Linked DNA regions of Homo sapiens: region 2 is linked to region 1. A link is an interaction called in ENCODE POLR2A ChIA-PET data of the cell type or tissue named here. Cell type or tissue: HepG2. All regions are shown on one strand. Each heading gives the region's core, and the rest is flanking DNA. Links, peaks and the distances in the headings are about the cores only.

Region 1 (4,395 bases), core at 235-4,234:
AGGCGTGAGCTACTGCAACTGGCCCTGTTTTGTTTTGCTTTGTGGGGTTTTTTTTTTTTTTTTTTGAGACCGAGTCTCACTCTGTCACCCAGGCTGGAGTCCAGTGGCACAATATCGGCTCACTGCAAGCTCCGCCTCGGGTTCATGCCAATCTCCCGCCTCAGCCTTCCGAGTAGCTGGGACTACAGGTGCCCGCCACCACACCCAGCTAATTTTTTGTATTTTTAGTAGAGACGGGGTTTCACCGTGTTGGCCAGGATGGTCTCGATCTCCTGACCTCATGATCTGCCCACCTTGGCCTCCCAAAGTGCTAGGATTACAGGCGTGAGCCACTGCACCCGGCTGTTTGTTTTGTTTTTTTGAGACGGAGTGTCACTCTTGTTGCCTATGCTGGAGTGCAATGGTGCGATCTTGGCTCACCACAATCTCTACCTCCTGGGTTCAAGTGATTCTCCTGCCTCAGCCTCCCGAGTAGCTGGGATTACAGGCATGCGCCACCACGCCTGGCTACTTTTGTATTTTAGTAGAGATGGGGTTTCTCCATGTTGGTCAGGCTGGTCTCGAACTCCTGAACTCAAGTGATCCACCTGCCTCGGCCTCCCAAAGTGCTGGGATTACAGGTGTGAGCCACCACGCTTGGCCCAGATCTATGATGTGCAAATATTTTCTTCCATTCTGTAAGCTGCGTTTTCACTCTGCTTCCTTTGATGTACAGGAGTTTTAAAGTTTGATGTATTCCCGGCCGGGCGCAGTGGCTCACACTCCTAGCACTTTGGGAGGCTGAGGCAGGCGGATTGCCTGAGCTCAGGAGGTCGGGACCAGCCTGGGCAACATGGTGAAACACCGTCTCTACTAAAATACAAAAAATTAGCCGGGCGTGGTGGCGGGCGCCTGTATTCCCAGCTATTCAGGAGGCTGAGGCTGGAGAATCACTTGAACCCAGGAGGTGGAGGTTGCAGTGAGCCGAGATCATGCCACTGCACTCCAACCTGGGTGACAGAGCAAGACTCCATCTCCAAAAAAAAAAAAAAGTTTGATGTAGTCCCATTTGTCTAGTGTTGCTTTTGTTACCTATATTTTTGGTGTCATATCCAAGAAATCATTGCAAAATCCAGTGTTCTGAAGCTGTTTTCTTTTCTTTTCCTTTTTTTTTTTTTTTTTTTTTTTTTTGAGACAGGGTCTCAGTGTCGCCCAGGCTGGAGTGCAATGGCACAATCTTGGCTGACTACAACATCCGCCTCCTGGGTTCAAGTGATTCTCCCACCTCAGGTTCCCAAGTAGTTGCGATTATAGGCGTGAGACATCACACCAGTTAATTTTTTTGTATTTTTAGTAGAGACAGGGTTTCGCCATGTTGGCCAGGCTGGTCTCAAACTCCTGGCCTCAAGTGATCCACCTGCCTCGGCCCCCCAAAGTGCTGGGATTACAGGCATGAGCCGCCACGCCTGGCCTGAAGTTGTATTTTCTTCTAGGAGTTTTAGATCTTATAGTTAGGCCTTTAATCCATTTTGAGTTGGTTTTTTTTTTTTTTTTTTTTTTTTTCTGAGACAGAGTCTTACTCTGTCACCCAAGCTGGAGTGCAGTGGCGCAGTCTCGGTTCACTGCAACCTCCACTTCCCGGGTTCAAGCAATTCTCCTGCCTCAGCCTCCCAAGTAGCTGAGATTACAGGTGCCTACCACCATGCCTGGTTAATTTTTGAATTTTTAATAGAGACAGGGTTTCACCATGTTGGCCAGGCTGATCACGAACTCCTGACCTCAGGTGATGCACCCACCTTGGCCTCCCAAAGTGCTGGGATTACAGGTGTGAGCCACCATGCCTGACCATTTTAATTTTTGTACGTGGTATAAGGTAAGGTTCCAACTTCATCTTTTGCATGTGGATATTCAGTTTTCCCAACACAGACTATCCTTTCCCCCGTGTATAGTCTTGGCACTCTTGATGAAGATCACTTGGCCATATACACAATGGTTTATTTCTAGGCTCTCTATTCTGTACCATTGGGTCTATCTATGTGTGTATGCCAGTACCATATCATCTTTTTTTTTTTTTTTTTTTTTTTTTTTGAGATGGAGTCTTGCTCTGTTGCCCAGGCTGGAGTGCAGTGGCACGATCTCGGCTCACTGCAACCTCCACCTCCCGGGTTCAAGCGATTCTCCTGCCTCAGCCTCCCAAGTAGCTGGGACTACAGGTGCATGCCACCACACCCGGCTAATTTTTTTGTATTTTTAATAGAGGTGGGGTTTCACCGTGTTAGTGAGGATGGTCTCGATCTCCTGACCTGGTGATCTGCTGAGTCTGTCCCGCAGACTCTGGCTGAGCAATGGATGAAAGAAGTACACTGACACAGGTGTTTTGCCTGACAGCGCAGCTAGGGCTCAGCACCACTGACGAGAGAGTGCAGCAGCCACCGAGAGAGTGCAGTCCCAATAAGCTGGCCCTGCTCGCATTTATGTAGTACATATTTAATGACAAAGGGTTGAAGCAAACACAGTTTGTGGGTAATAAACATTGTTGACCCCCCAGGTAGAGAGCAGTCCTGTGCTCGAATGATCAAAGGTTGGTTTCTGGAGACAGAAGTAAACAAATTTATCTAGATAAGTTTCTTTACATTCCCTTGTTATCTGCCCTTTGCTCTCAGGCTCCGGATAAGAAAATTTGACTGCCTTCAGCCATAATTCCCTTCCGAAGCTTTTGGAAAACCTCCCGGCCTTCCAAGAAGGTTTGCGTCTTTCCCTATAACTTTTTCTTACAACTTTTCCCACCACCCTGACAGAACTCCTACAGTGATCCACCCGCCTCAGCCTCCCAAATTGCTAGGATTACAGGTGTGAGCCACCACACCCAGCCCCGCCCCGCCCTTTTTTTTTTTTGAGTCAGTCTTACTCTTTGGTGCAGGCTGGAGTCCAGTGGCATGATCATGGCTCACTGCAGCCTCAACCTCCTGGGCTCAAGAGATCCTCCCACCTCAGCCTCCTAAGTAGCTGGGGCTACAGGCCTACACCACCCCAGCTGCCTAATTTTTTTTTTTTTTTTTTTGAGACAGAGTCTTGCTTTATCGCCCAGGAAGGAGTGCAGTGGCGCGATCTCGGCTCACTGCAAGCTCTGCCTCCCAAGCTCACACCATTCTCCTGCCTCAGCCTCCCAAAGTGCTGGGATTACAGGTGTGAGCTACCACACCCGGCCTTCAGCTGGCTAATTTTTTAAATTTTTTGTAGAGATGGAGCCTCACTATGTTGTCCAGAATGGTCTTGAGCTCCTGGGCTCAAGCAATCCTTCCACCTCGGCCTCCCAAAGCATTGGGATTACAGGTGTGAGCCACTGTGCTAGCCTTATATATACACTCTGATGCTAATCTTTTGTTAAATATATGGCAGATATCTTTTCCAACTATTCTGCTTGCCTTTGAATGTTATTTATGGAGTCTGGGGTGGTTGTCATAAAGTGTAAACTATTGGTTTAGTAAAATGTATCAATCTTTTTCTTTGTTGTCTATGTTTTTAATATTATTAAGAAGCCTTGTTTTTTCTAAGACCATAAAGATATGCTCAGATATTTTCTTCCCAAGTTTTAGCTTTGCATGTTTAATCCATTCGAATTTTTGTTTTTGTGTTGAGTGTGAGGAATATTACACGTGAAAACTGGCCGAACATCATTTATTATTAAAGTCCATCTTTTCCCTACTAGTATTTAATGCCTCCTTTAATACACATCACGTTCTCACAAATGCCATGGTCTATTTCTGAAATCTACTTTGTTCCACAGTTCTCTTTACCAATTACTATACCCATATCATACAATCTAATAACCATAGTGTTGAATTGTTCTTTAATATCTGATAGGGTGTATCATCTACTTTTTTTCAAAGCTAATACATGTTAGCAATTATTATTATTACTATTCGTACACCTTTAGACTTCCTTATGATTTTAAAATCACCTTGTCAAGTTATTTGAAAAATCTCATTAGGGTATTGATTAGAATTTCATTAAATTTATAGACTCCTATGGAAAGAACTGATATATTTAAAATGCTGAGTCTTCTGATCTATGAACATGGTATATATTTATGCATTTATTCAAATTTCCTTTTATATCCCTCAATAAACCATTAGCATTTTCTCTACAAAATTCTTGAACATTTTCACTAGTATGTCTCTAGATATTTATAGTTTTTGTTACTGTTGCAAATATCTTTATATTCTATTACTTTTCTAATTGGTTAATTAGAATGCTGCTCTTGTAGTCAGCAATTTTGCTACACTTTCCTATTAGTTCCAATAGTTTTCCACTTGATTCTGTTGGGTTTCCCCATATCCTTGGCAACCTTTGCCTGTTGTCTGTTGCCATTGCCGAACTTTAATTTTTGCCAGTCTTCTAGTAGAAATGTTATTT
Region 2 (4,395 bases), core at 87-4,086, 66 kb after region 1:
AAAAGTCAACTGACTGTACATGTTAACCACATCTACAAAATACCATCACAGCAACACCTAGATTCGTGTTTGATTAATAAAGTAGGTACTATATCCTAGCCATATTGACACATAAAACTAAACTTCATGGTCAGACTTGGTGGCTCACGCCTGTAATCCCAGCATTTTGGGAGGCCAAGACAGGGGGATTGCTTGAGTCCAGGAGTTGGAGACCAGCCTGAGCAACATGGCAAAACCCTGTCACTACAAAAAATTTAAAAAACTAGCCAGGTGAGGTGGCGGGAGCCTGTAATCCCAGCTACCCAGGAAGCTTGAGCCCTGGCAGTCGAGGTTGCAGTGAGCCAAGATCGCGTCACTGCACTCCAGCCTGAGTAACAGAGTGAGACCCTGTCTCAAAAACAGACAATCAAAAAACTAAACTAAACTAACCTTCACTTAATTTTTTCAAGTTCGTTTCATCAGCTATAAAATTGAGATACTGATCCTTACCTCCTTACCTCCTATATGAAAATGCACATTAGGTAGCAGAACTTTGCATGAAGCAGAGCAACAGGGCTTAACAGGTCTTAGCGCTCAGTCTACAAGAATCAGTGGGGAGGCCGTTGCAATGCTTTGACGAGCAGGGTTTGGTTTGAATAAGAATATATTTTTCCAACATGGATATTTTGTAATATAAGCACATGGGTGGCGGGGAAACAGTTCAAACTGGCAATCAATGAAGAGGTTGTCTCACTCTAGGCCTTTCCCTCAGAAGTAATCGTTGCTGATAGTTTCTGACTATTTTTCCAGAATTTTGTTCTATATGCATGCACGCTCAATGCCTAATCACACTCAGCCTTTTGTCCCCTTGCACCTTGCTTTTTAAATTTAATGGTATGTCTTGGAGAATGTTCCATTTCAGCATGTACAAATCTACTTCTTTTAAAAAATGGCTGCAAAGGGCTGGGCGTGGTGGCTCACGTCTGTAATCCTGGCACTTTGGGAGGCCAAGGCAGGCGGATTGCCTGAGCTCAGGAGTTTGAGACCAGTCTGGGCAACACAGTGAAACCCCATCAATACAAAAAAAAAAAAAAATTAGCCGGGTGTGGCAGCGTGTGCCTGTAGTCCCACCTACTCGGGAGGCTGAGGCAGGAGAATTGCTTGAACCCAGGAGGCGGAGGTTGTAGTGAGCTGAGATCACACCACTGCACTCCAGCCTGGGCGACAGAGCGAGACTCTGTGTCTTAAAAAAAATTGGCTGCAAAGTATTCCATTGTGTTGTTAAATACTAATTTACTTATTTAATAAGTTCTCAACTGATGGTAATTTAGGTTACCAACTTTTTTGCTATTATAAATAATACAAGGGTAAACATCTTTGTACATACATACATGTTTGCATAATGTGTAAGAAGAGATGTAAGATAAATTTCGAGAACTGGAAATACTGCATTAAAGGGTTTGCACATTTAAAATGTCAATGTATAGTGCCACTTTATCTTTCAAAGAGATTGCATTAGTTTATACCCAACCAATAGTATACGAGAGTGCTGTTTCCCCATGCCCTTATCAACACTGCCACCTTGGATTTAAACCTACTTGTTTTCCTTTAAAATACCAAAATGGGCATTTGAAAAAAAGAGGCATGATTTGTTCCTTGGCAAGAGCTATATTTTGTTTGAGTTTGATCTTTCTGATAGCAGACCTAGGCCTTGTGCCCTGTCCTGTGGTCCCATCTCTGAGGAGCTGGGCAGATGACCTGACCACAGGACTCAATCAGGATAGCTTCAGGTCACCAGGCCAAAGGGTAGGCCAGACCCGGGCCTGTGCCTAGCCTGATGATGGAAATGCAAACAAGCCAAGTTCTATAATAGAACACAGAGCCATTGCCGGGAAACCACAAATTGCTGACTTGCTCCTGCAAACAATCAATATTCAGAAGCTGAGTCCAGGAATTCTAACGATGCATCCTGCACAAAGGGCTGAGTGGGGGAGGATGTGCTTTTAGAAAAAAACCCAGCACCAGAAGCCCTGGTGCTGCTTCTTAGAGGGCCATCAAGAAGGCCCTTGGTCCCATCACCACGCCCTCTGACAATCCCAGAACCCTAGGCTCTCGGAGCCAGAGTAGATCTGGGAAATTATCCTGCCCTGAGAGAGTCCAGGCAAAGAATCAAGGGAGTTCCAAGGAGCAAGTGCTCACTTCGGTGGGATAGTGCAGGGCAGTGGTTAGTGGCTACACTTGGGCTCAAATCCTGACTCAGTCACCAGCTTTCTGACCTTGGACACATTGCTTCACATCTCTCAGCCTCAGTTTTCTCATCTATAGAATGAAGACAATAACACCTATCTCAGAAGGTCATTATGAAGATTCAACTGAATAATTATGTTTGTAAATAATTTAGCATGGCAACTGGCTTTTTGTAAGGTCGTAATAAATTATTATTAATATTCATTTTTTTTTTGAGACAGAGTCTCCCTCTGTCACCCAGGTTGGAGTGCAGTGGCACTATCTAGGCTTGAATCCTCCTGGGTTCAAGTGATTCTTCGGTCTCAGCCTCCCAAGTAGCTGGGACTACAGGCATACACTAGCACGCCCAGCAAATTTTTTGTATTTTTAGTAGAGATGTGGTTTCGCCATGCTGGCCAGGCTGGTCTCAAACTCCTGAGCTCAAGTGATCCACTGACCTTGGCCTCTCAAAGTGCTAAGATTACAGGTGTGAGCCACCATGCCTGGCCTATATTGTTATGAATAAACAATAGGATATCAGGAGTGGGGACTAAGGAGAGGCCATTTGCACTAGACCTTGAAGAATTTGGAAGATTTGGTAATTAGAATGATTAAAGGGATGAAGTTCCTGTGCAAAGGTTCTCTTCTCGTGTCTCTCCTGGCCTGACCAGGAGGCATGCTGGGGTCTCAGCAGTAGACCACTGCAGAGGAGGGTGGGTATATGTAGGGGATAATTCCACTGCAGAACATGTCAAATAGTCCTTGCTTAAATGGTATCTACAATGACATTTGCATCTGTGTTCCAAATTCATCCCCATATCCTCCTGTCTCAGCCTCCCAAAGTTCTGAGATTACAGGCATGAGCCACTGTGCCCAGCCTCCATCCACATTTGAATGCAGGCTCCATCAGGGCAGGCCCCTTTACTGTTAAAATTCTGCGTGATGATGAAGGGCACATGCCTGCACGGATTTCCTCTACTCTGTTCCACCTTAGCTGCTTCCCTCCCTCAGCAACGCCTGGCATCCCTACTCTGGGGTCGTTACTTAGAGGCAGGATATGGCTCCAATTTAGCACCATTATCCCCAGGACCAGATAGACAGTAATTGGAATGAATCAATATAACATACAAAACTCTTCATAATCTGGGTTCAGTATATTTTTTTAGCCATTCTCTTAGCCTAGACTCCAGCTAGTCTCTAGCATAGACTACATAGAATAATGGTAACATTGGGCTGGGGGTGGTGGCTCATGCCTGTAATCTCAGCACTTTGGGAGGCTGAGGTGGGTGGATCACTTGAGGCCAGGAGTCCAAGACAAGCCTGGCCAACATGGTGAAACCCCGTCTCTACTAAAAATACAAAAAGTAGCCACGCATGGTGGTGCACGCCTGTAGTCCCAGCTACTTGGGAGGCTGGGGCAGGAGAAGAGCTTGAACCCGGGAGGCGGAGGTTGCAGTGAGCCAAGATCGTACCACTGCACTCCAGCCTGGGCAACAGAGTGAGACTCTCTCTCACAAAACAAAAACAAAACAAAACAAAACAAAAGAATAATGGTAATATTGATCATCATTCACTGAGTGTGTACCAGTCATTGTTCTAGCACTTTACATGCATTAATTCACCGAATCCTTACAGAACCCTATCAGTTAAGTATTATTATTATCTCCATTGGTCTGGTGAGAAAATTAGACCCAGAAAGGTGAAACAAATTCCTGATAGAGCAAGGACTTGAAGCCAGGTGGTCTGCCTGGACCCTGAACCATTCCCAGCCACTCCTCTCTGTTGCCTCTGCTGCAGAGTGGCTTTGCTCTTTCAAGTCGCTGAGCCTCTGCTCTGCTGCAATGCCCTTCCCCAACTTCTGGCTCTAGCAAACTCTACTTGCCCTTTGAAGCCCAGCCCAGATACTGCATCCCTGGCCCCACCTGCTTCTCCAACCAGGGGAAGGAGGTTGTCCCTGTCTCCACTTTGTTCCCCTTACAAGTTGCTCCCAGTCCTGGATGGGGAGGTCGTCTGAAACAGGACCCTGACTCACGCCTCAGTATCCCCAGCCCTCAGCACAGTGCTTGTCTGTGGGTCTTTCATTTGTGTTTTCAACAAACATGAACGAGTTGAATGAGTAACTCCACTGCTTCACACACAAGGAAACAAATCCAGAGAGGCAGAGGGACCTGTCCATATCACACAGCCAGT

What was found. Peaks named below come from ENCODE experiments on the same cell type or tissue, not always from the same donor. Only the 100,000 strongest peaks of a DNase experiment are listed, where the experiment ranks them.
Region 2: POLR2A ChIA-PET joins it to region 1 with 5 read pairs; 3 of 35 experiments call an interaction of 5 or more read pairs at or near these places.

The regions. Positions count from the first base shown.
Region 1 is chr11:78,088,231-78,092,625 of GRCh38, forward strand. No RefSeq gene overlaps it. Among named protein-coding and RNA genes, the nearest start is that of NDUFC2-KCTD14, 11 kb to the left of the region's middle. In HepG2, for the core only: no CTCF peak of the experiment used is centred there; a DNase peak (open chromatin) is centred at 2,531.
Region 2 is chr11:78,154,783-78,159,177 of GRCh38, forward strand. The region is part of intron 2 of KCTD21-AS1 (KCTD21 antisense RNA 1); the gene reads left to right. Among named protein-coding and RNA genes, the nearest start is that of KCTD21-AS1, 17 kb to the left of the region's middle. In HepG2, for the core only: no CTCF peak of the experiment used is centred there; a DNase peak (open chromatin) is centred at 1,869.